Regions from separate parts of the Homo sapiens genome. Here region 2 is linked to region 1. A link is a loop called in an ENCODE intact Hi-C map of the cell type or tissue named here. Cell type or tissue: GM12878. All regions are shown on one strand. Links, peaks and the distances in the headings refer to the core of each region. The heading gives the core; the rest is flanking DNA. Region 1 holds the start of DLGAP1 (DLG associated protein 1). Region 2 overlaps DLGAP1 (DLG associated protein 1).

Region 1 (12,370 bases), core at 1,570-9,569:
TAATTAGACATCACACAAAACAGATGCTAAATCTTATGCTATAACTTCTGGATAAAATTACATAAAGATTATGTACTTTTTGGCATAATATTCCCTCAGGAAGCTGTAGAACAAAGGACATTCTCCATGAAGATGCCATTTCTTTTTTTAATAGAAGGAAATAATAAGGCAGTGATTAACCACGATTATTTTAACTACTGTAACGTTTGCAATTAAGTGGGCAGCGCAGGAGCTCAATAAATACTTAATTGATTTACTTTTTTCTCTCCTTGACCCACATCGCAATTCACCCACTCACGCCGCTATCCCTATTCTAACTTTGAAACCAAGTGGATTCTCTCTGTTTTCAGTTTGTGGAAGCGTGGTGCTCAGCCTGTGTGGAGGGGCCTGGCTTCCAAGTGTACTTGGGGTGGAACCTGGGGACTTTACCGAGGGCACAGGTCAGGAGATGAGATTCGTTTCGCTTTTTGAATTACCTTTTGGCCTGTACCAAGATGAACTGGTGGGATATATAGTGTCATCGAACCCGGGAGAGTTGTTGTGGAGGTGAGGAAACAGCTCTGAGGGATAACGGTTTGAAAGTAGTGGCGCTGGGGACGAACATGGGTCCCTGCGAGTCTGAGACTCTCTATTGCCCCCATCTCCTTGCTGCCGATTACTTCTTCAAAAATTCTCCTAGGGACCCTGAGGAGGGACGGGAGAGGTCAGCAAACCCTCTGTCCACCAACTTGATTTCCTGTGATACAAAGTGTCATGAGTTCTCCTGCTTTCCTCCCTTAAAAAAGACAAGATTAGGAACAACGGCTGGCAAGAGAGGAGGGGAAAGCTTAATTCTCCACAGATGCTGCGCAAGGGAACCAATGGGTCACGCCCACTCACGGGTGGCCGCCTCTCTGTTCCATCCCGGGGATGTTGGGCTTTCCCCTCGGTCCGGGGCGAGCGCACTTCCCACCCGGAGACTGAGCGGGCAGCACTCGCAGGCCAGGAGCGCGTTCCGGGAGGCGCCGGCGCCTCCCCGCGGCCTGGGCGCACGTGCCTGGGCTGGGGCCGGAGCCCGCGGTCGCGCCGCGCCGTAGTAGCTGGGGCGGGTGGGAGCGGCTGGCTCCGGGCCGCGGCCGCCGCCCGCCCGCCGGCTCCGGTGGTTGGGCGGAGGAAGCGCGGGACTCCTCCTCCCCACCGTATTAACATGCACCCAGGGGCGGGTCACCAGCCCAGCCTTGCAGCCCCAGCCCGCCGCGTCCCGGCGCTCAGCCTCCGCTCCAGAGGCGAGCGCTGCGCTTCGGGCGCCGCAATCTCCAGGACACGGCCTCGCGGACACCTTCCGCCTCGGGGAATCGGCAGCATAGGCGGCGCGAACGGCCGCCGCCGCCTCGGCTCCTCTCTCGAGTCCTTCCCGTCACCTCGCTGAGAGCCGGTCCTGGTCGCGGGGACATCTCTCTCCTTCCTCCGAGGCTCGTGGGACCAACGGACGGACGCAGCCAGCGAGGGCCGGACTGCGGGACGCGGCCAGGTAACGCCGGGCTGCGCCGCGGGGCTGGGGCGTGCGCGGCGGCGGCGGTCGCGGCGCGCTGGGTGGCTCCTGGCTGCTGCCTGCCGCGCGGTCGCCGCTTCCCTCGCCCGCGGAGGGGCTGCGGGCTGGGCTCCCCCGGCCGCTGGCTCGAGAGTCCGCGCTCCTTACCCTTTCAGCCGCCCGGGGTGCACTCCCGGGCCCTCCGGGTAACCTGGGATCTCGGGGGCGAGCGCGTCCTCTCCGGCCATGCGGTCCTCGCGGCTCCCCACGGGGACCCAGGCAGGGGAAGGATTTCTAATTGCGACAGGGTCCCGGAAGGGGGAGGGGAGGAGAACACCGGTCCCCTGTCCCGGTCATGTCCACCGGTCAAATTCGCACCCCCACCCCACCCCCGATGCACCTTGCAGGGGAGGAGGGGGCTGCTCCCCGCAGGGCTTTCTCGGCAGGCTCCTGGGTCGTTTGCAAAGCAAGTTGTTGCACTAGCTTTTTGGGTGACATTTTGGCATTGTGGAAAAGGACCAACTCCCCCGTGCGTTTGTAAGAGAAAGCCAAAGAAACAGAGACACAAAGACAGGCACAGAGAGAGAGAGAGAGAGAGAAATGGGGTCCAAGGAGGAGGTCACTGGAGAGTCGCCCCCTGCCCGCGGCCAAGGCCAATTCCCGGAGAATCGCGGGGCGGGCCGGGAGACCCGACATTCAGCGAATTGAATGAGCCGGGCTGGAACCAAGGCCAAACAGGGACCTCTCCTCTGGGCTGGGCGAGATAACACATTGCACTTTCATTGAGGGGCGGCTGCAGCTGGGAGAGGCACCTTCGGAGGGCCCGCGGCGATGAAGACCCTGCTTTCAGGACTTCGGCTGCTGCGCTTTTTGCGGAAGGCGCGCTGTCCCGGCCTCGCTGGGTGGCACCGGGAGGCCGTGGGAAGGGGTGGCCCGTGGCTCGGCTGCCGGCGCCGGAGACACTGAGTGCCTGTGTCCGAGTGCCGCGCTCGCCCCCGGCTGCAGGGCTTGCCTCCAGCCCGACCGTAGCGCTGCGGAATTTTCTGCTAGAGAAGGGGAGGATGTGCGGAGGGCAAGGGGTTAAAGGTAGCCAGGCGGCAAGCAGTGGGACGCTGGGTGGGAGATGTCACGTCTTTTGTGGATCCAGGCGAGACTCTTCACTCCTTACTCCTGACACAGAGACTGACTCCCGGTCGTGGGAGGTGAATGCTCCCTGCCTCCTTCCATAACACGTGAAGTTAGGGAATTACGAGGAAAGACATATAATAAAAGTACCAATTAAAGACAGATCTTTTAGCTTTTGTGGTCTTCGTGAATGGCTTCGTAGAAGGTGAGGATAGATCAGTCTAAGATGTGGTTAGACATGGAGATGAGAAATGCTGAGAACTAGGAAAGCGATTTTAGGTCCTAAGGCAAACATCCTGCAAATTATTTTTTACCCTGAAAGAGCTGTTCTAAAAAGAACAGCCCTTTGACTGTTATTTATAGCACGATTTCAGTTCAGGAAACGACTTTCTATTGGCCTAGGTCATTTTGCATATAAAGCAATACTTTTTATTCCTTGAATAAAACTTGAACGGAAATGACATGGAGGCAAGAAATTTTACAAGATCCTAATTTATTTCATGCCAGAAGAATATAAAGTTTTCTTTAAGTTTTTAAAAGGAAATTCAAGCCTATAAAGAAATAATGAATATGTCTATGCAAAATGTATGATTTTAAAAAGTTTAAGTTATAAACGCTACCCTTGGTTCAGAAAATTCATACTCTGGCATGAAACAAGAAAGTTCATAGAAGTCAGGTGTCAGTAGCCCTGTTCTTAATTTCCTTTAGATTTAGTACTTAAATGTAAAGTTGTTTCAGTTGGTTAGTGCCTTGCAATACCCCTAGTCGCAGATATAAAATTCTGTGAATTTTTAAAAAACTAATTTACTTAAGAGAAAATGTTAGTTACCTTGTGTGAGTAAAGAAGAATGTACTTGCATACATAGATTTTTTTAAATTTATAGCTATCTATTTCTCTATATTTCATTCTAAGATTAGTCTGCAAATACAATACTTTATCTCAAACATTACAGGCAATATAAATATGGGCAAAAGGAACTGGTTAACATTCTTTTAAATATGTCAAAATAATTTTCTGACAAGGCTTCTTAAATCTCACACAAGCAATTGTGCTTTGGGGAAATAATGAGTATATGAGTTTTCCCTAGGAGGGAATTTTCATGGTTTAGCATCTTTAATTTCTCCATCAACATAAGCTTTGTTCTGCCAGGACTAAAAACCCAGTAAAAGCATATTAGCGATTAGTGAAAGCAAATGGAGACAAGACCTTCCTTCCAAAATATTATGTAGCGCATATAGAGAAATAGCCTAAAACTAATTGTAGTGTTCTACTTTTTAAATCCTTCTAAGCTTAAGTGTCCTATTCAACCCAATTTGGGAATAGAAACTGCATGCACTTTGAGTTAACTCTATTAAATATGTGTGCCTTTGTTCCATATAGCCATTTAGATTGATTTTTTTTAAATATAAAATTAAAACTTGGAAGAGGGGGACTTGTTTTACAAAGTACTCATTTTAGTGAATATGAGCAATATTCACTAATATGCAGCAAAGTAATAGTTTCATCTACAACTTAATCGAGATGAATACCATATTCTTTGAACATCAACTCTTTCAGAAACAAAGAATTCAGTGTTTTGATTCTGATCTCGTAATATTTCAAATTCAGAGATAATAGTAAAATGTTATCTAATGTGTATTTCTATAGTGAAATTTCTATGATCAGCTCAAATTCATGTTACCTTCATGACCATTCCCACAAATTGCTCCACTGTTTATCAGAGGAGAGGAAATTGGTTTCCTCTCAGGAAGCATCCAATTAAAATCTACTTTTATGTAGATTTCATCTCTATAGAAATCACACTTACCTCTCTTTTCTTAAATTAAGAAAATGATACAATTTTAGGTTATTTTGTTTATTTTCTCTTTTTCCATTGGTAATTATATTTCCCCTGGTACAGGAACACCATTGAAATAAGAAGGCTAAAAAGACTCTTGAAAAACCTAAACACGTTTCCCCAATCCTCACTTCTCATAGTTATAATCTATGCCTATGTCTGTGGTATGTTGGTCTTTTGTACATTTTTTTTATTTTAAAGAAACACTATCACAAAAAGATACTTTGCTAGCATTGTAGAAAAATCTTTATGTTGTTGTTGAAACACCTGAATGTTCAAAAACATCCCATATCTTGAGCTGTTTTATTTCCTAAGATCCTAAGTGCTACTAGTTCTCTATTTTCAGAGAGGAATAACTACAGTGTCCCTCAAAAGATGTTTTTTCTTTCTTTTTTCCGAAGCATGAGAATTTGTAGCTCGATTCTTGTTACTGCCCGATGAAGGTGACTTTCTCTAGTTGTGTGGTCTATCAGGAATTGCCAAAGATGCTGTTCCTAGGAAGATCTAAAACATTGCATTACCACAGAGGAGGATTTAGAAATAGTCTTCTGACATTCATTTTAATCTATTAGACACCCACAGATAACCGATTGTATGAGATACCAGGTACCAGTTCTTTTGCTTCTAAGATGTAACTATTTAGCTTATACAATGCTGTATACTGTATATTTGCTACACCTTTCCCTGTAACCCTGCCAAACACACACCTACAGAGCAAAACATGTGATTGAGAACAAGAAAAAAATGAGGTGTGATTATAAGGCAGTTAAAAAGGTGAATGACATCCCTTTGAGGTCTTCTGTTCTTTAGTCTGATTGTACAGAGGTTGGTATTGCACAGGAGCCGTGTTGACCCAACCATTTCCCATCCTTCTCTCTAGTAAATGGTAGGGGACAGATAGCTGTTGTATAAGTGAGAAACAGGGTTATCTTCATCCATTATTGACTTAAGATTTTTCCTGGTTGCTTTATTATTTTCTCCCTCCTATAGGAGTTAATGATTACTGGGCAGCAAGTAACATCCCACTTAGGAAAACCAGCTCATGCAAAAGGAAGCCCTGTGGATCTATATCCACAGATATTTGGCTCAGATCCTTGGACTTTTTCTTGGATAGACAACCAGCATAGCTGGGATGTGATTGTCCCACTGGATATCTAATTGTGAACTAGATATCAGTGTTCTGAATATGTTATGAAGATGCAAACCACCTTCCTCCCTCTCCCTAGGATTTGCCAGCAACCAAACTGTTCATTTTCATATTCACTTATCATGGTTTGCTCATCTGTTGCCATTGACAATTTCTCTGTCTTCTCTCAATGTTTTCTTATCAGATTTGTAAGCAACAGCACAACAGCAAACCACAAAGTGTGTGATTTGGAACTGCTCAATCTTGCCAGGTTTTCTTAATATTCAGCAGAGTTGTGGTCTTACTGAAGCCATGGATAAGCATTTGGATGAGGAGACATTGTGCTGTGACTTGCTTATCTCCCTAGCCTTGCATCTGAATCTCTGCACTAGGAGGGCTCAGAGACATTTAAATGGCTCCCTCAGGCGGCTTGTGGGAAGGTCTCTCTGGGCACATTTCCAGCTTTGCTGCTTTACTCTGGTGACACGGTTTTAGCTAATTTGAAAACATCTGCTAGAGTAACTTGCTGTTTTAATTCTACTACTGGAGAACATCTGAGTATGTGATAGGAGGACTGGCACTAACCCTCATTCTAACCTCATGATTACACCCTTTCCCTGGATACCCCTTCTTTCTTGGTTTCAATTTCAGTAGAAATCAGTGTGGAGTCTATTTCTGGACTGCAAATTTCCCTGCTAGATATCACTAAGATTTCTTTACAAAACACATGCTGCAGTTTCAGAGGAAAATGGCATTTTGATCTTGTCTCAGACTTTGCAAACAACCATTCTTTGATATGATTCATCATACTATACTAGCAAAAAGACAAGGCACATTCACTCTCTTCAAAGCTATTTTCGTGTAGACATTAACCCAGAAGGCAAAGTCACCTTTTCATCCTTTCAAATTAGGATGTGCTTTCCGTTTAGAGTTTGGGAGGGTCAGCAGGGGAATCTTGAAGTGGTAATGCATTTGGAAGTCTTTCCTGTGAATCCTTGCCTAGGTAGTTCAGATAAGACTCACTTGATTCTAGAGCTTCTATGGAGCAGGCTAAGAAATCTTTCCCCCTCTCCTTGGAATGCTGTTTCTTACATTGTTCCCTCTTTCCTGGACTTCAGCTGAAAAGTCATTTAATCAGGGAAGGTCTCCAGCTGAATGCTGTTTTAGCACTTTATTCCTTTTTCATGGTCCTTTTACGGTCAATAATGATGTGTTGACTTGTGAGTGTCAGATTGCTTTCCCCACTGAACTGTGCATTCCGTGAGATCAAGAACTAAATATAGAATGTTCACCAAATATCACTGATGCCTAGCACAGCACCTGGCACTTAATAAATGGTGGGTAAACATTGGTTGAGTGAATGAATAAACAAGTGAATGCACATCTGTATTCTTAGTGCATAAGGGCCATAACTCTGAGGATGGTGTTACACAGCTTTTGCATGGCACTTCTTTGCAATGTCAGATGCTGTGTTCTTTGGTCCTAAGTTTACTCTGTTAATACCTGGTAAACACTGAGCTGATCCCAGCCTGAATATAAGGTGATGGGCTACGCAGTGCTACATTTCCCAACTAGGCAACATGCACTCTGCTGGCAAGCAGAGGTAAGGTTTTGAAATACAATAAGGATTTTAAAAAGGAAGCAAAGAAAAAACAAACTCCTGTTCCCTCTTCTTCCTCCTCCTTCTTATTCAAAATTAACATATTAGTAGATTAATTGTCTTACTTTATTCTGACCCTTTAAGGCTTAGCATAAACTTCTTTCCTACCCCTCACCTCTTACATTGAGTTCTCCTTTTTGTGTCTCCATTGAGTCTGATACGTAATTATAACCTAGTTTTGTTTTTCATTTTCTGCGTATATGCCTGTCTCCCTCTAGGAGACCAGAAGCTCAAGGGAGACCAGAGACAGTGGCCCCTATGTGGTTTGTAAGTGGAAGAAAGCAAAAGTTCACCAAGGACTCAAAGAATAAATCAGATCACAGGGATGAGGTGGAAAGTGTTGTGGGAGGCAGAGAAGCAGCTACAACTGCCTTTCTTGCTTGAGGCTGATCTCTATGTAGGTACGTAGATGTGGGTTGGCTCTCACAGGGGAGACTGGAATCTAACATCTTTACTGATGTGGAATCACAGCCTTCTAGGTATTTTCATGAATTTTTTATACTAGTTTTGTTTCTGGCCAGACATGTAGTGTATTCTGTTCTACTATCTGCTTCTGAACTACTGGAATGATGTGGTGAGGTGGGCCAGCCTTGGGGATATGTTAACCTTCCATGTGGCACCCTGCTGTAGATACCACATCTACCATTCAGCTTCGAATGGCCTGTGAGGAATGGTGAGACAGAATGCGAACATGCACCATGTTTTTATAAACTATGGTGCATAATAATTCCTCTAGATTTGCATGTGCTTTATAGATAATTGAAAACACTCTGCTTTGATGATATGAATCCTAAGGGATCTTGATGATAGATGTCAGGTATTTTGGTAGGTATATATCCAGCCTTTCCAAGTATGGGCAAACAAAAAATATTTGTAACATCTCCTGGGTACTTATTACTGTGAAGAATATAGAAGAGCAAGACCTAGTTAAACTCCTTGGGTAGCTTGAAATGTAATACAAAGAATACGATTAAAATGTAGGAAATAATTAGTAATAATGGGTTACAGAATGAAACTGGTGCTCAAATGTACTTATTTTGGGCTTTTCTGTAGGAGTAGGGGCTCAACAGAGAATGAGATCATTTTGGAATGCTTCCAATAGGGAAGATCTGAAGCTAGATTTTCATGGATTTGTAAGACTTACATAGGAAGAAGGACCGACTTTCAGATAGAGAAAACATTTGCATAGACGTGGAGGTGCAAATGAACTTGGCATGTTCCTGGTCCAGAAGATGGTTCTCTCCTCCAGTTCCTCCACTTTAATTAGACCTGAAGATGAATTTGATTGAGAGGGTCATTAATGGCTATACAAGAATGTTTAGATTTGATAGGAACCACTGACAGATTCTGAATAGGCAGTGACGTGAAGAAGTGGCCTCTTGGACTGATAGGAGTAGATGGGTCTAACACCAGACTGGGACAGAGAGAAGCATGAAGAGGCTGTTTTAGTGAGGCTTACATTATTGGGAATCAAGTCCAGGGAAGTAGAAATGGGAGTAAATATTTTGAAAAATTTTCAAGCAATATTTGACTCTTTCCTTTCTCTTTTACTCTGTACCTGTGTCACACATTCTTTTTAATTCTTTATTATTCATTAAAAATTCCTGTGAAATATTTCAGGAACACCAAAAATTAAATAATATTATAAACCCCTTTGTGTCCACCACCCAGATGGTGAAATAAATCATTGCATACACTGTTGAGACTTCAGTGTACTCTTCATGTCTTCCCTCAGAGGGACTCAGCCCACTGAGTTTTGTGTTTATTGTTCTTATGCATGCATTTCCTTATTCTTTGCTATGTATGTATGTGTACCTAAGCAATATAGTCTTGTTTTGCTTTTTTAGACTATTTATAAGTAGTAATAATGCTCTTGTAGTCTTCTTTACCTTACTGTAATTGTTCAGTATTTTGATGACATGTAGATCTGATTTATTCATTTTTACTGATATATGGTATTCCATTGTAGAACTGTATCATGATAAAGGTATCAATCTTTGTTGATGGACATTTAAGATGTTTCCAAATAAGGCTGATGTGAACATTCACGTGTACATCACCTTGTGCTAACAAAGGGGACTCTGATTAGGGTGGAGGGGGATTGCAGTAGGGTAATAGTCGTATCTTCACATCTAGCAGATAATGCAAATTACCAAAAATGGTTGTACCTATTTATGATCCCAACAGCAATCTATAAGAACACCTTTTGTTTTATATCCTTGTCAACACTTGGTGATACATTTTATTTTTGGCCAATCTTATGGATATGAAATGATATCTCATTGTAGTTTTAATTTGTTCTTCCATGTCTCCTGGTAATGTTGATGATTTATTCCCTCTCTTTATTAATATTCTAGTTGCTGTGGATTCCTTATTCATACATGTTCCCCACTCTCCTACTTCTTTTTGTTAAACTTATTGATTTGTAAGAGCTGTTTATATATTCTGGATACCAGAGTTTTGTTCTGTAATAGGCATTTCAGTTATCTCCACTCAGTTGGTGGCTTGTCTTCTCATTTTTATGATGTCTCTGGATGAAAAGATTATGTTTAAATTTAAAATAGTTGCATTTTAAATTCTCTTTATGGTACCAATAAGATATGTTTGAGAAATGTTTTCCAATTCTGAAATGACAAAGATATTATTATTTAGTTCTTCAAGACTTTTATATCCATAGTTATTTTATAAAGCCTTTAATTACATTCTAAATTTAGGCAAAACACCCATCTTCTCTTAGTCTTAATTTCTTACTCATTACGTTAGAGAGCAAGGTGGTTGTACTGTATGAGTTCTGCTGCTGCTGCTGCTGCTGCTGCTTGACTTCACAACTTCATCATTTTATGCCTGGAATACATAGCAGCTTCTTAATGGGATGTCTAATCTCTAGGATCTGATTAAACTCACATCAAAATTTACTTTTCTAAAATGCTCTTGAGGTCATCATGAAACTCCTCAAACTTTGTCCTGGAGCCCCCCAAAAGAGCAACAATCCCATTCGCTAGTATTCCCCTGCCTACTCCAGACCCGAGTATGCCTAGAACGTGGTTGGCCTTCAGATGTGTCAGTGGGACGAGTGTGTGAAGACACAATTGGTTCTCATCATTGCTTACCCTCATTTCCTAATAATCTCTTGCATCAGCCTCCACCATGACCACTCCTGTTTGTCAGGGCTCTGCTGTTCCAGCTATTTTTCCTCTTTGTTTATTTGCATGTACTCAAGCTCCATCTACTTGATGAATTGTTAACAGTGGCTGCTCCTAGAGACTAGGACAAGGAGCCTCAGGGGTTTTCTTTCCCTTTCTGTCCTTCTATCTAGTTGACTGTTTTACCAGGAGGAAGGATTTCTTTTAAAATAATTGTTTTAATGTCCTTTGTATCCTTCAAGGCCCAGCCAAATCTCACCTCTCACAGCACACATTTTATGACTACTCAGCTGAGGGTAAACTCTTCTCTGAATTCCAGTTGCATTTATCTGGATTACTTACTTTATTATAATATTCACATTTTTAACATTTTATGTGAATATTCTGAGATTTTAAGCTCTTTTAAGTAGTGAATTAGCTGATGTTTTTTGCATGTCTCATAGGCTTGAGCCCAGTAGCTAGTAGAGTGACTTTTCAAGGGGTAGCAGCTGCTTTCTTGATGATTGGCATGGATGAAATTGGAAATCATCATTCTCAGTAAACTATCGCAAGAACAAAAAACCAAACACCGCATATTCTCACTCATAGGTGGGAATTGAACATTGAGATCACATGGACACAGGAAGGGGAATATCATACTCTGGGGACTGTGGTGGGGTGGGGGGAGGGGGGAGGGATAGCATTGGGAGATATACCTAATGCTAGATGACGAGTTAGTGGGTGCAGCGCACCAGCATGGCACATGTATACGTATGTAACTAACCTGCATAAGGTGCACATGTACCCTAAAACTTAAAGTATAATAAAAAAAAAAAGATGATTGGTAATTAGTTATTAGAGAGGGAATAGGGTGAATAGAGATTTGGAGTGTAAAGATATTGGGAGTAGTGACATTACTGGAACATCTAAGCATTTGGAATAGGGAACTGATTTGTAGTAATTGAGCTATATTTTGGTTATATTGATTTTTGAGATGATATTGGACATAGCCCATAAGCAACTTGGAAAATATTAAACTCGAATTTATGAAATGATAACATTTGAGGTGCTAATTAAGGAGTTACCTGTTGGAAGATAGTCAACAGATTCATGATACTAGTAGTTGCTTCTGTGTTCCAGATGGGAAGTGTTACTGCCTTCACAATCCAGATTCTACTATCATGATTCATCTAACTAGCTAGACGACTTTGGACAAATTAATTTTACTGAGTCCAGTTTTCTCATCTGAAAAATAAGGATAATTCGTCTTACATATCAAAGTTTTTGAAAGGCTTAAATGAGTCACCTTATGTGAAGTATCTAGTTCAAAGTTGGGTTCATGGTGAGCAATTAGTAAGTGCTATTAACCATACTGTATATTTTTTTTCTGCAAAAACCGATCTGCCAACCATCTTTTTACATCAAAGTACTACCAAGTAAAGAATTTAAAAATTACTTGTCTAGTCATGATATATTTTTCTGCTGCTGCTGAAAAATCCCTGTCTTATTATTTCATGTTCCTTTATCATTCATTTGATGACACTGACAGCAACTTGCTGAACAAGTTTAAGAATAGCTGATATTTACTGAGCAACCTGGACTTTGTACTCATGCAGGATACAGCTCTCAGTATTGCACTGCATGTAGGCTGTATGTGCTGTTCCTATAATGAGTAGAGGCTCATAGTCCCTCAGCCCAGTCCTGCCTGATATGGCACCATATGCTGTGAGGAGATTACAAAGGAAGTCAAAATCATGACTCTCTCCCCAAGGAAGATTTAATTGTGTTGATGAGAAGATATTCTCATGAAACAATTCAGTGCATCTATAGCAACATTCAAAATGTAAGTTTTAATTTACTGTGCTCAGAATACATATTTCTTAAGGTGAGATGGGATATGGGGAAAAAAATGAAGAGGCAACACTGAAAAGCAGTCATGCCCTGATCCTTAAAGAGGAGCGTCTCCCTCGTGGTCACAGTGGGCTCTAA
Region 2 (12,370 bases), core at 2,489-10,488, 60 kb after region 1:
CTTATTAGGCAGATAAAAATGTCCTGAAAAAGATGATTTAAGAAATCTTTACCTCCGGCTGATTAATTTAAATTGTAAATACCACTGGTTCCTAACATATGGTAAGATTGATCTACAAAAATTACCAGTCTATCCTTATGTATCTTAAAATTTTATCAACTAAAAACATAATAATGGTTGAAATTTACTTATTTCAGCTCAAATAATTCCAGATTCAGGACAGTTTTACTCCATTAGCTTGTGGCTTGTACTGCTTATGAAAAAAAATACTTGTTATCTCTGTAAGGTGCAATAAAGAGTAAGGAACATACCTGAGGAAAAAAATATTTGAGGACTTTGCATTTCTGTTACAATATACAAATGCATGCTGATAATTTCAAGTGGATATAATCAGTTCAAAGAAGATGAACATAGGATCCAAGAAGTGCTTTGATATAAAGTGTGGTTTCAAAGTACATAGAAGTAATAAATCAGATGTTTAAGATGTTATTACCTAGACTATACTAATTTAAAATGATCTATTTTAGTACTTACTCTGACTTTTATATCAGTTACAAGTAACCAAAATCAGCTTTCTGAAGCCAGACTAAGGAAATATAGCCTTCTAATGACATAGTTAAGTCATGGTTGTTGAGGAAACTGGTACTAGTAATAGTGACTACAACAACTTGTTATACATGCTACACACTAGGTATTATGCAAAGGACTTTAAGTGATTTATTTTATTTACTTCTCCCAACTACCCTATGGTGGAGATACTTTATCATGCCTGTTTGACAAGTAAAGGCATGGAGCCTCAGAGTTTAAACACCCTGCCTTGGTTGCATAGCTAGTGAGTAACCCTGGGATCAGAACTCAGGTGTGTCTGGCTCCAGAGCCCATGTTGTTACCTTTTGGCTCTAGCACCTTCATTCCATGGCAGCTTTACCCTTTGTTTCATTCTTTCTCCACTGTGATTTTATTGTACAAATGATATTCTAATTAGCTTAGAGAGCAAATTTGTGCACATTATGCAATATGGGTTTGGGAAACCGTCAGCAAAACCCAGCCAAGGGCTCTTCATTCAGTGAACCACAGACACTACCCTCCAGCATGCTCACCCTCTCCATCTGTCTGGGAGACTCATCCCTCCTTCTGGCTCACGTGGTAAAAAGATATAGGAGGTTTCTCTCTCTTGCTCTTCCTTTTGTACTTCTTTTGGTCACCCAAGCCCTAGCATGAGTTTCTACCTTTCCAAGTGAACCAACCAAATTGCTCTTGAGAGGGAAGAACATGTGGCTTCCTCTCAGAGAGCGCCAATACCCAGCACTACTCAGCTCCACATGGTTTATCTACGGGAAACCTTCCCTGTACTTTGATTCCTGGGAAAGGCTTTTTCCTTCCTATCTCTTGGACTTCAGAGTAGCAGAAAACCGTAATTCGTGAGAATAACCCAATCTCTTTCTTTAATTTTGCTATTTTGGATAAACTCTGGGTCCTCATGATCATGAAGGACACTTCTACTGCAGAGTTGCTTCTGTCCGTGTCATTGGAGTGGCTGTGGAATTCTATGCTGGATTTCCTGGTGGTCATATTCTTTTACAAAGTGGGGCTAATGAACCTTTTGGAATCATGGTCTTTGTGTCTTTGTTGAACATCCTTTGGATGTGGAAGCTTCATCGATTTGCTGCTCTCTGCCTTTCTTTACACTTTTCTTCCTCGGACTGGGGATTGAATGTTAAATTTGTATTTGCTCTTACTAAGTCATAGAGGCAAATCCATCTGGAAAAGACTAACAGTATCTTTCAAACATCTGCAGCCAATTACTCTAGCTTTCCCTGTGCCCGCAGCCGGTGGAGTTAGAATATCTGTTAGTGGATGCTCCTTCATATGTTTGTATTCTACAGGGTGCATATTTCTTGGGTTGAGGAGGCCCTGGGTCTTCTTCAGGTAGACTCTGTCACTTTTCCCATGGTCTAGTGTCAGAATGTAAGTGATGTTGAATTTGTCTTTATCGTGGGGTTTAGGAACATGTTAACTGCAGCTCCCGCATTCAGCATTACTTGGGCGTTTGATTATGAATGTTTTTATATATCTTTCTGGTATTCCAGCAAGGCTGTATAGCATGTCCCCTCTCTCTCACAAATTAGGAGTTTTATTATTTAATGGGTATGGACTTAAGTAGATTCTGTTATAAACGCTTGTATTCAAAAATCATTAGGTTGGAAAAATGTTATTTGGCTCTCAAAAGATGTGTATTGTGTTTATTTACTTTTACCAGAAAACACCATTTCATCTTTCCTTCACCCGTCTCCACCCCTCCATGTTAATGAATCTTTACAGAGAACCATGTTAATGATCTTTACAGAGAACCAGCTGCATGCCCAGCAGGTCTCCCAGGTTAGGAAACCATCAGTCTCTGGCTATAGGTAATACGCGGAGCCCTCGTACTGAGGTAGATGCTAGAAATAATAATTTTAAAAGTAAGGCAAAAATCTTGATTTTACTTTATACCCCCTATTTGATTTTGATTAAGTTTATCTTGATTTTTTTTGACCCAGAGAAAAGCGATACTTACCTCCCCAATGTTTTAGAGATAGTAATAGGGATATAAAAAGGAAAAAGAAAATATTACATAAAAGTTAATACCCATTTGGAATTTTACTTTCTCTTTCTTTTTCTTTTGTATGTCAATAGGGGAAAATGTGAACTTAGGTAAAGAATTCCCAATGCAATGTGCTATTTCTTTTACAACTTGTGTTTTGTGTTGGAACACTTCAAAATTAGGCATAAAACTCAAAGGAAAGTCTGAAAAATCAGAAACTGGAAAGTTAACATTGAAATGTCCGGGTAATTTTTAAAGACTGTTACTTGTTTCCTTTGTTCAAACACCATTTTCTGACTATTCTGAGCAAGATTTTATTTCTGGGTAACTACTAACTTTCAGTACCAAATGGCTTAATTTAGCACAGTAGGGCCGAATGAAGGTATTCCTGAGCTGTCTCATGTTCACTTGTGCAGGCTGAGCATGCCTTATTTTCAATAGACGAGAACTGAAACTCTGTAAAGCAATTTATGAAATTCTTTAAGAGAAAACAGATCTAAAAATATCACTATTGGCATAAGAACCTTACTAATTTCCGTGATCATCAAAATCTTGATTTCTGAAAATAGGTTTGTTCCCACCTATTTAAAATTAATTATCTGATACACTGGCATAGGAATTTGTATTACAAAGAAGATATATTTTAACAATAAACTGTAGTTTTCATTTAAAACCTACGTTTTCATAAATAATTAACTAGGCTAATTATTCCAAAAATTGATTAAACCCAGTGATTAGAGGCATTCTATTTTGGGGATTTTTTCCCCCAAATTCTTCTCCAAAGGAATCCTTCCAAGTAGATGTGCATTTTTCTGGATTTTTATGTTATTGTTTAAATATTGTCACCTGAACAATTACTTAGTTTGAAGTAAGTTCTTTCAAAATGGCAGTGAAATAGTGAATCAAGCAAAAGGAAATTTATTCTTAAATTCTTATCTCACACACCTTCAATAGCTTCTTGTTTCCTCCTGATTAAAGAACAGTAGACATTTGATAATTGATACTGATTAGAATTGTGCCCACTTATTAGCAAAAGCGAAATCCGTGTCATCTAGTAAATGAATACGTTTTTTCAAGGCTCATGGAACTCATAGTCATCCTGACGGTGGCTTTCTTCTTTTACTGTTTTGTCTTCACATATGCAGAAACTTTCTTGTCACCTTATTATGTTTAGCCATATAGCTACTTTTGTATTCATTTATTCAATAAATATTTATTACATACCTTCTACGTATTAGTTGTTCTAGAGCAGGGATCCCCAACCCCTCTGCCATGGACAGTACCAGTCCCTGGCCAGTTAGGAACCTGGCCGCACAGCAGGAAGGAGATGAGCCATGGGTGAGTGAGCATTACCACCTGAGCCCCGCCTCCTGTTAGATCAGCAGCGGCATTAGATTCTCACAGGAGCGCAAACCCTGTTGTGAGCTGCACATGCGAGGGATCTAGGTTGAACGCTTCTTATGAGAATCTAATGCCTGATGTTCTGAGGTGGAACAGTTTCATCCCAGAACCACCCCTGCCCCCGGTCTGTGGAAAAACTGTCTTCCATGAAACCAGTCCCTGGTGCCGAAAGGGTTGGGGACTGCTGTTCTAGATAAGGGAGACTCCAGGTGAGTAAAAGAGTAAAGCAGATGTAGAGTTCATGTGCCAGCAGGAGAGACAAAAGCAATCAGACAAATACAAATGAAAATTTCATTACAAATTATGGTGTAGCTACATCAACAAACTATGGTTGAGATCCAGAATAATGGGAGGGGTTGCCATTTTAAATAGATTGGTCAAGGAATGCCTCTTGAAGAAAGTACCATTTGACATGGGACCCAAATGTGACAAAGAATCAACCATCTGAAAAATTAGAGGTAGAGTCCATTCCAGGTAGAGTACAGAGAGTGTGAAAAGGCTCTTGCGTGGGAAAGAGACTGGCATGTTCACCAAATGGGGAAACACAAAAAGATGGCTGTGGCTGAAGCATAGTGAGAGAGAGAGGCATGGAGTACGATAGAAGAGGAGTCTAGGTATGCAAATAAATACGGGTCTTGGTAGACAGAGTTTTCATAGGCTGCGGTAAGGAGATAGGATTTTATATTAAGTGTTTTATTTTATTTATTCTATTTTAAGGCAATCAACAAAATTGTTCAAGTATGCAAGTGACAAAATCTAATTTATGTCTTAAGAAGATCATTTATTTTGCTGGAAAGAAACCAACTGTAGGAATTTGACAACCACGTGAGGGCTGCTGTAAGTGGTAGATGATGAAAGTCTAGTTCAAGTTGATGGCAGAGAATGTATATCAATTCCTTATGTATCTTGGAAATACAGTACACATGACTTGCTGATGGATTACGTATAAGGCATGAGGGTGGGAACAAAGATGACTTTTACATTTCTGGTTGGAATGGTTGGCCGGGAGTGCCATATCCTAAAAAGGAGAAGGCTAGATTTGGGACCAATTGGGCATCAGGACTCAAGTGTTTTATTTTGCTCATTCTAAGTTTGCAGCGTCTTTGAGACACCCAGGAGAAAATGCCAAGCAGACAGTTTGAAATGTGAGGCTGGATCTCAGAAGTAAGACTTGGCCTAGGGATATAAAATGATGTTTAAATCCATGGGCCTACAATCACTGTAGACTGTACAGTTATTACAGAGTTTAGTAGATTATAAAGCTTCCTGTCTTATATGAGCCTTTAAACTTTGAGTAGGTGGATCAGCCAAGGGAAGAGACCTAGCAGCACTCTCTTTTAACTAGTTGTCCTCAAGAAGGCATTTTTTAAAGTGTGTTATGACACAAGATCAAATTCCTTTTTTTTCTTGGAGCATCTGAAACTTGGATACAGCCTCAGAATAAATAATACATTATTAAATGGTCTATAATGAGGACCCCTAGAACTTTGTTAACCTTTCATGGGAAAATTCTGGTGTATTTTCACTCACATTTTAAGGGCCCAATCAAACAATAAGTGAACAGATCATGCAGCTTCCTAAGGGGAGGTAGAGAAGTCCCACCTGGATATGAGCAGCTCCTCCACTAACATACCATAATGATGTGGAGCAGGAGGTCTCTATCCATGAATCTCAGGCTGTGCTGCCTACCAACTGCCCCTCAACAGGCTTTGGGCTACCCATCTGGGTTGCTGGTGGCGATTGCTGGCTCTGGAATCCGTTTTTTATGACCTAGTAATCAGGAGGAAACTGGTTTCATTTCCCTTGACCCACTTTCGTCAGGGGAAATTGAACTTTCGGTTCATGAGAAGAGAGCCATCAGTTGAATTTCTCCTTTTAAGGGTTTCTAACCAAAACAAGTGACAACAACAAATCAGTAACTGATTAAAAACCAACTACCTCAATCGCCTTTGTAGTGTGACTTTTTTTCTTTAAAAATATTTTTAGACCAAATAAAGAGGGTACGGTATCAAAGCCATGTGTAGATGTGGAGGGAATGAGGCTGGACTGCTTCTCCATTACAGTAAACTACTGTTCTGGAGACATTCAGAAACTCCTTAGGCTCCCATGAGGTAAATGTTTAGCCCAAGAACATGCGTTTCTGGGAGCATACCTTAACAAAGGGTGTAGATCTGTCTGACCAAGAGGCAAAATAAAAGTCAGTATTTCTACTTGAGCAATCCTGAAGGTTTATGCTTCTAGGAAGGACCAGGTTATTTAAATTGCAAGCTGGAATTCAAAAGGGATGTTATGGGCTATGTAGTCGCTTCTTCAATTTCCTTCAAGCTAAGGGGATCTTCACCAATCAGTACCACAGAAATCACCGAAAATAGGTGTCAGCCAGCTATGGATTGGGGTGAATATTACTCGGCATTTGAGGTAGCAAAGAAATAACCACTGAGTGAACACTAGAGGATGGTGAAATAGGTAAATAGGACTATTTCTTAAGCAAGAAATTGAGATGCTAGAAATTAAGAAACCCCACCGTGGGTCAAACTGGCCAAAGGCAAAAGCAGGATGAAGAAAGCAAACTTTCTGAGCACATCTTCCGCAACTGGACTCTGCCATTTTTATTAAATGAAGGAAGGGTGGGAAAAGTGACCCGGTTGAGTTTCCCTAGTTGCAGAGGCCTCCTGCTCAGTGCTGTTGAAAAACAAATGCTTGCATTTGAGAAAGTGATTGCAGGAGGAGCATCTTCCTTGGGAAATATATATGTCTGTTTTGTGACATAGATAAGCTCTTCTGGGAGATTATGTTTATCTGGCTTAAAGCAAATTTATATAAAAAGGATACACTGGACTTGATTATATGTGTCAATCGGGATAGGCTAAGTTAAATTCAGGTAACAGTGTGTTTAAGGTATATGACCATTCTGTACTACTGACCGTACCAAGCTTCTTTCTTCCAAGATGAGCGCAGGCTGATGGAGCAGGCCCAAGAGGAGCACTTCCAGTTACAGGTCAGAGGCAAAAGAGAACATGGAGGAACCGTGAAAAACAGTGTTAAAGATCTCAAAGCTTTGCCCAGGGGCCTCTAGAACTGCCTATGATTTTTATAGAAATTTTATTCATAACTGCCAAAAACTGGGAGGCAACCAAGATGTCTTCCATCAGTGGATGGATAAACTGTGGTACATCCAGACAGTGGAATATTATTCAGCTATCAAGCCACAAAAAGACATGAAGGAAACTAAATCCGTACTAAGTGAAAGAAAATAATCTGAAAAGCCTATGTACTGTATGACTCCAACTGTATGACGTTCTAGAAAGGTCAGAACAATGGAGATAGTAAAAGGATTTGTGGTCACCAGGGGTTAGGAGGAATGGAAGGATGAATAGGTTGGGCACAGAGAATTTTTAGGGCAGTGGAACTATTCTATATGATACTACAATGGTGGACACATGTCATTATACATTTTTCAAAGCTCGTAGAATGTGCAACACCGAGAATGAGCCCTGATGTAGAAACTGTGGACTTTGGGTGATAATGATGTGTCAATAGAGGTTCATCAATTACAACAAGTGTACCACTGTGATATGGGATGTCAGTAGTGTTGTGAACATGTGGGGACAGGGGTGCATGGGACCTCTGTCCTTTCCTTTCAATTTTCCTGTGAACCTAAAACTGCTATAAAAACATAAGATTTATTAATTAAGAAAAAAGGGGGAGGAATACATCTTTTTTTTTTTCACACAATTTGTTATGGGCCAACATGGTATGGGGACATATATTCTCTCCATAAGGAAGGGCAGAGAATATTTTGGAGAACAATACAATACACTATTAGAATGTATTTCTTAAGATCAAAAACCATACCTCATTTAGCCCTGTAGCCACTGGAGGGACTAACACAGTGCCCTACATGTAGCTGATGTTCAGTTAAATTAAATGAATTAATCTTGAAGTAGAAGTATCTTAGAAACATGAAGGAAATAGACATCTAGATTTAATAATGAAGACTATTCACCAGTAATATTTAAACTATGCATTATTAATTGCAGGTTATAGTAATTGATGTGCATCTTAATAGACGTCATTGTGTGCCAACAGCAAACTCGTGACACAGAATATAACAGAATAATGCAGTTGCTCTGAAAGCACATTGGAGATGTACATCAATTTGCGTATAATGGGTAGTGTGAACTAGTTCATTGGAATAACTTCTATTTTGACTATAAAAGGTACACATCCCATTGTAGTAATTTTGGATAATCCATGAAGATAAAGAAGAAAATAAAAATCATTTAATTTAACCAATCATAGAAAATCATTCTACAGTCAATCTGTTTTTGCTGTCACCATTCAGTTGCTTTATACAATTTTCCATTGTAGTAAATTACACAGAACATTAAATTTACCATGTCAGCCATTTTTAAGTGTACAGTTCAGTAGTGTTAAGTACATTCATATTTTTGTGCAATCAGTCTTCAGAAATTTTTCCTCTTACAAAACTGAAACTCTATGCCCATTAAAGAACTCCCCATTTTCCCCTACCCGTACCCCTTGGCAGCCATCATTCTACTTTATTTCTCTTGCTGTGAATTTGACTATTCTAGACACTTCATTTAAGTAGAATCATAAAGTATTCATCTTTTTGTGACTGGCTTATTTTACTTAGTATAATGTTCTCAAGGTTCATCCGTGTTGTAGCATGTGTTAGAATGTCCTTCCTTTTTAAGGATGAATAATAATTCATAGTTTCTATATATCATATTTTGTTCATCCATTCATCCATCAATGATCAGTTGTGTTGCTTCCACTTTTTAGTTATTGTGAATAGTGCTACTATGAACATAGGTGTACAAGTGTCACTTCAAGACATTGCTTTCAATGTTTTTGGCCATATACCCAGAAGTGGAACTGCTGGATCTTATGACAACTCAATTTTTAATATTTTGAGGAACTGCCAAACTTTTTCAGAGTGGCTGTACTATTTTACACTCCCGTCAACAGTAGACAAGGGCTCCAGTTTCTCCACATCCTCACTGACATTATTTTCTTTTTTTGTTTTTGTTTTGATAGTAGCCAACCTGATGGGTGTGAGGTGATATCTCATTGTGGTTGTTACTTTCCTGATACGTATATGAGATAATTGTTAAAATTATATCAGATACTTTACAGTTAAGATGTCTTTGGCTGTAAGTAATAGCCAGCGGGTGGGGGAGAGTAACTTTTTCCTTCCTAATATGAAGTCTGAAGTTTGTAAAGACTGTGATAAAGAAAAATTTGGGCATCTTACCTGCAATAGTTTCAGTACAACATGACTCCTTATTTTTCTTCACCAATTTCTTTCTGCCTTTACCCATTCCTTAAATGCCATTGTCCTAATGGTTCTGTTCCTGAACTATATGTACCCTCTAGGCAAGCTCACCCTTTCCCGCAGCTCCAATGGCTTTCTTCACTAATGACCCCTAGCTCTAGTATCTCCAGGTGAAGGAATGTCTCCTGCGTTCCAAGCTGCATATCCATCTACCTCCTACATACTTCCCTATGGATGTGCCACAGGCACATGTGCAAAACTGAAACCATTTTTTCCTTCGAAACCGTCTCCTTCTTGGTCATTAGCTTCACCATCCTCTAATCAGAAACTTGAGTGTCATTCTTGAGTTTCCCCTCTCTATGTTTTACTTTACTGTGTCCTGTCTGCTGCATTTCTTAACACTCTTTAGCATTGCCCTTACCCTAATTCAGAGCCTCATTTGTCTCTTGAAATATTGCAAAGATTTAAATATGACTTTAGCTCACTGTTTATGCCTAGCTTCCACTCCGTCCTCCACACTGCTGACCCCGATTCTTCCCCACTAGGCACTCAGTCCCTGTAGAGAACAGTCCAATTTCCTGAGCTTGGCAAAAGAGACACTTCATTACCTGGGCCTTTTGAGTGTGTGTGTGTGTGTGTGTGTGTGTGTGTGTGTGTGTGTGTGTATGTGTGATGGAGTCTCTGTCACCCAGGCTGGAGTGCAGTGGTGTGATCTCAGCTCACTGCAGCATCCACCTCCCGGGTTCAAGTGATTCTCCTGCCTCAGCCTCCCAAGTAGCTGGGACTACAGGCACACACCACCATGCCCGACTAATTTTTGTATTTTTAGTAGAGACGGGGTTTCGCCATGCTGGCCAGGCTAGTCCCGAACTCCTGACCTCATGATCTGCCCGCCTCAGCCTCCCAAACCTGTGCCTTTCTTTACTTAACTTCCTCAGCTGCATTTCTTCTTCATTCTTCCCTTCTGCTGTATGTGCATTTATTCTAGACAGCTTAGTTGTCCCCCAAAATGTCATAGAGAAAGCACTGGACTTAGAGATAGTGCAGAAGACAGTTTGTTCTTATGAGCAAGAGACATAATTAGAAGTATGCCCTAGAATAAGCAGCATAATAGTCATGAAATTAAAATGAAGTGTATTTATTTCCATTTAAACAATATACTTCCATCACAATTACTTATAATAACATTTTAAAATCATCGTCTGGTCACATATATGGCCCAGCTTAAATCTTTATTACATTAATTACTTATGTATAGCCTTGTGTGGTTTATTTTCACTCAAATGTGGCTTATTTCCCAATCAGACTATTAAATTCTTTTTTTACTCCCCAAAGAATCTAGAAAAATGCTGTGCAGGTGTGTTTGTTATAGAGGCTTAATAAATGCCTCTTGACTGATTGATATTGCCTACCTTTTCACTCAACCTTGCTCCCTCATTTCTTCATCTTATCCTTTTCATCCAGTCCCATGGTTTTTATTACAATTCCAATGAGGGTTTAGGTATTTAGAACACAATGGGTGGTCCCTAAATATTGAAGAATAACAGCATCATCCCCATACTAACTTAAATCTTGTTTCATTGCGAGTGACTTAGAAAGGTAGTTTACTCTTACTTATCTCAGAATATTATAGAGGCCACATTTCTCTTTCACCCCAAACAGTCATGCTCCACAGATTTTATACCCTAATTACCCCTATTATGCAACCTGATGCTCTCCTATCTTTCTTTCTTTGCCTCATTTCTTTTGCTTTAACCAGCATCTTCTCCATTCTAAACATAGCCCTACTTTCTGTTTGCTTATTTTCATTCTCACATACCTGGGCCTCAGAGTGTTGTTCTCCCAGACAGTCAGTTTGTAATGGTCTCTAAAAGAGTTGCTGCCCATATCCCTATTTCCTTTTAAATACTCTGCATATGTGATCTTTCTCATTACTCTATAGACCTAAGAAAACTCATGCCCATATTTTCCCATTATCACCTGTATTAACTCTGAGCCAGCTCTTTGACCTTGGACAGGTCGACTGGCTATACAACTACAGCTCACTTAAAACTGTTACATCACTGTCATTCTTGCTTCTACTTATAGCTAATGTGACATTAATCATGATGGACTATAGTTATATTTGATAATTTGCCATATCCAGTGGACTGTAATCTCCTGATGGAATGTTTGAGTCCCTAATGTCAGTTAATGGAAAATTTGGGGTTGTTCATGTTTACTAGGTCAGTGAATAAGATAGTCAGATTTTTGTTTGTCTTCTAATAATAAAAAGAAATGGAATACTATTCTGAGAAGACACTGCCTGGGAAATTACAGGATCTAGCCTTCAGATAGTCTAGGTAGTCTTTCTCGATCTGGTCGGCATTCTGACCTTTCTGATTGTCAAAATGATAAATGAGGATAGGATAAATTTAGCTATATTAGAACGGGGACATAAGAAGAAGTCATAGCTATCATTGTAGCCACCCCCTTCCCCAGCCCCCAGCAATCCCTTGTCACAAACACATTCAAATGTTTGTTGAGGAAATGACCCTTAAATGTGACACTTCATTTAGCCCACACCAGGCCATTTTCTAAATCCTTGAGGCAGCTTCTTAAAGTCCCAGTTCTCATTCCATATATTTCTTTGTGCTTTTCTGTGCTTGAAAAGCTTTCATAAGCTTTCCTCTAAATACCTACAGAAAGTTCATATTCTCTACAAAAGTGATTTCAACAACAGCATAACATTAGTGCCAATTTACAGGCATGTTTACTCTAACTGGATTCCACATGGCTCCACCACTACTATGAAATTATTCGTAACTAAAGCAATGAAAGTAACATGTAAAAAAATAAATTTACTTTCCAATGTATTATATTTGTGTGTATTTGTATTATGTATCTTGTTTTAGAAGTCTCTGGATGGTGACAGCCCTGAATCTGTAGATTTCTTTTCCTAGAACAGCCTGTCAATTGGATGCTACCCGGTGGTTTCTGTGAGGTGCCTACTGCTCATTCCCATGGCGCTTGTTTTATTTATTTATATAATGTGACACATTATTCCTGGCAGCAACCAGCAATCTGCATCTCTCAAATCAGATGTG

The links. A loop is a pair of places that touch in the nucleus more often than their neighbours do. Peaks named below come from ENCODE experiments on the same cell type or tissue, not always from the same donor. Only the 100,000 strongest peaks of a DNase experiment are listed, where the experiment ranks them.
Region 2: it touches region 1 in a loop (2.4-fold over the local background); 3 of 110 quality-filtered maps call a loop at or near these places.

Annotation. Positions count from the first base shown.
Region 1 is chr18:4,444,146-4,456,515 of GRCh38, reverse strand. DLGAP1 (DLG associated protein 1) reads left to right here and starts at 1,209. Exons shown (of 13, transcript NM_004746.4): 1 at 1,209-1,510. RefSeq lists a silencer at 1,060-1,189. In GM12878, for the core only: a CTCF peak has its summit at 6,019; a DNase peak (open chromatin) is centred at 6,019.
Region 2 is chr18:4,385,510-4,397,879 of GRCh38, reverse strand. The region is part of intron 1 of DLGAP1 (DLG associated protein 1); the gene reads left to right. Among named protein-coding and RNA genes, the nearest start is that of DLGAP1, 64 kb to the left of the region's middle. In GM12878, for the core only: no CTCF peak of the experiment used is centred there; DNase peaks (open chromatin) are centred at 2,949 and 5,819; H3K27ac peaks cover 538 bases.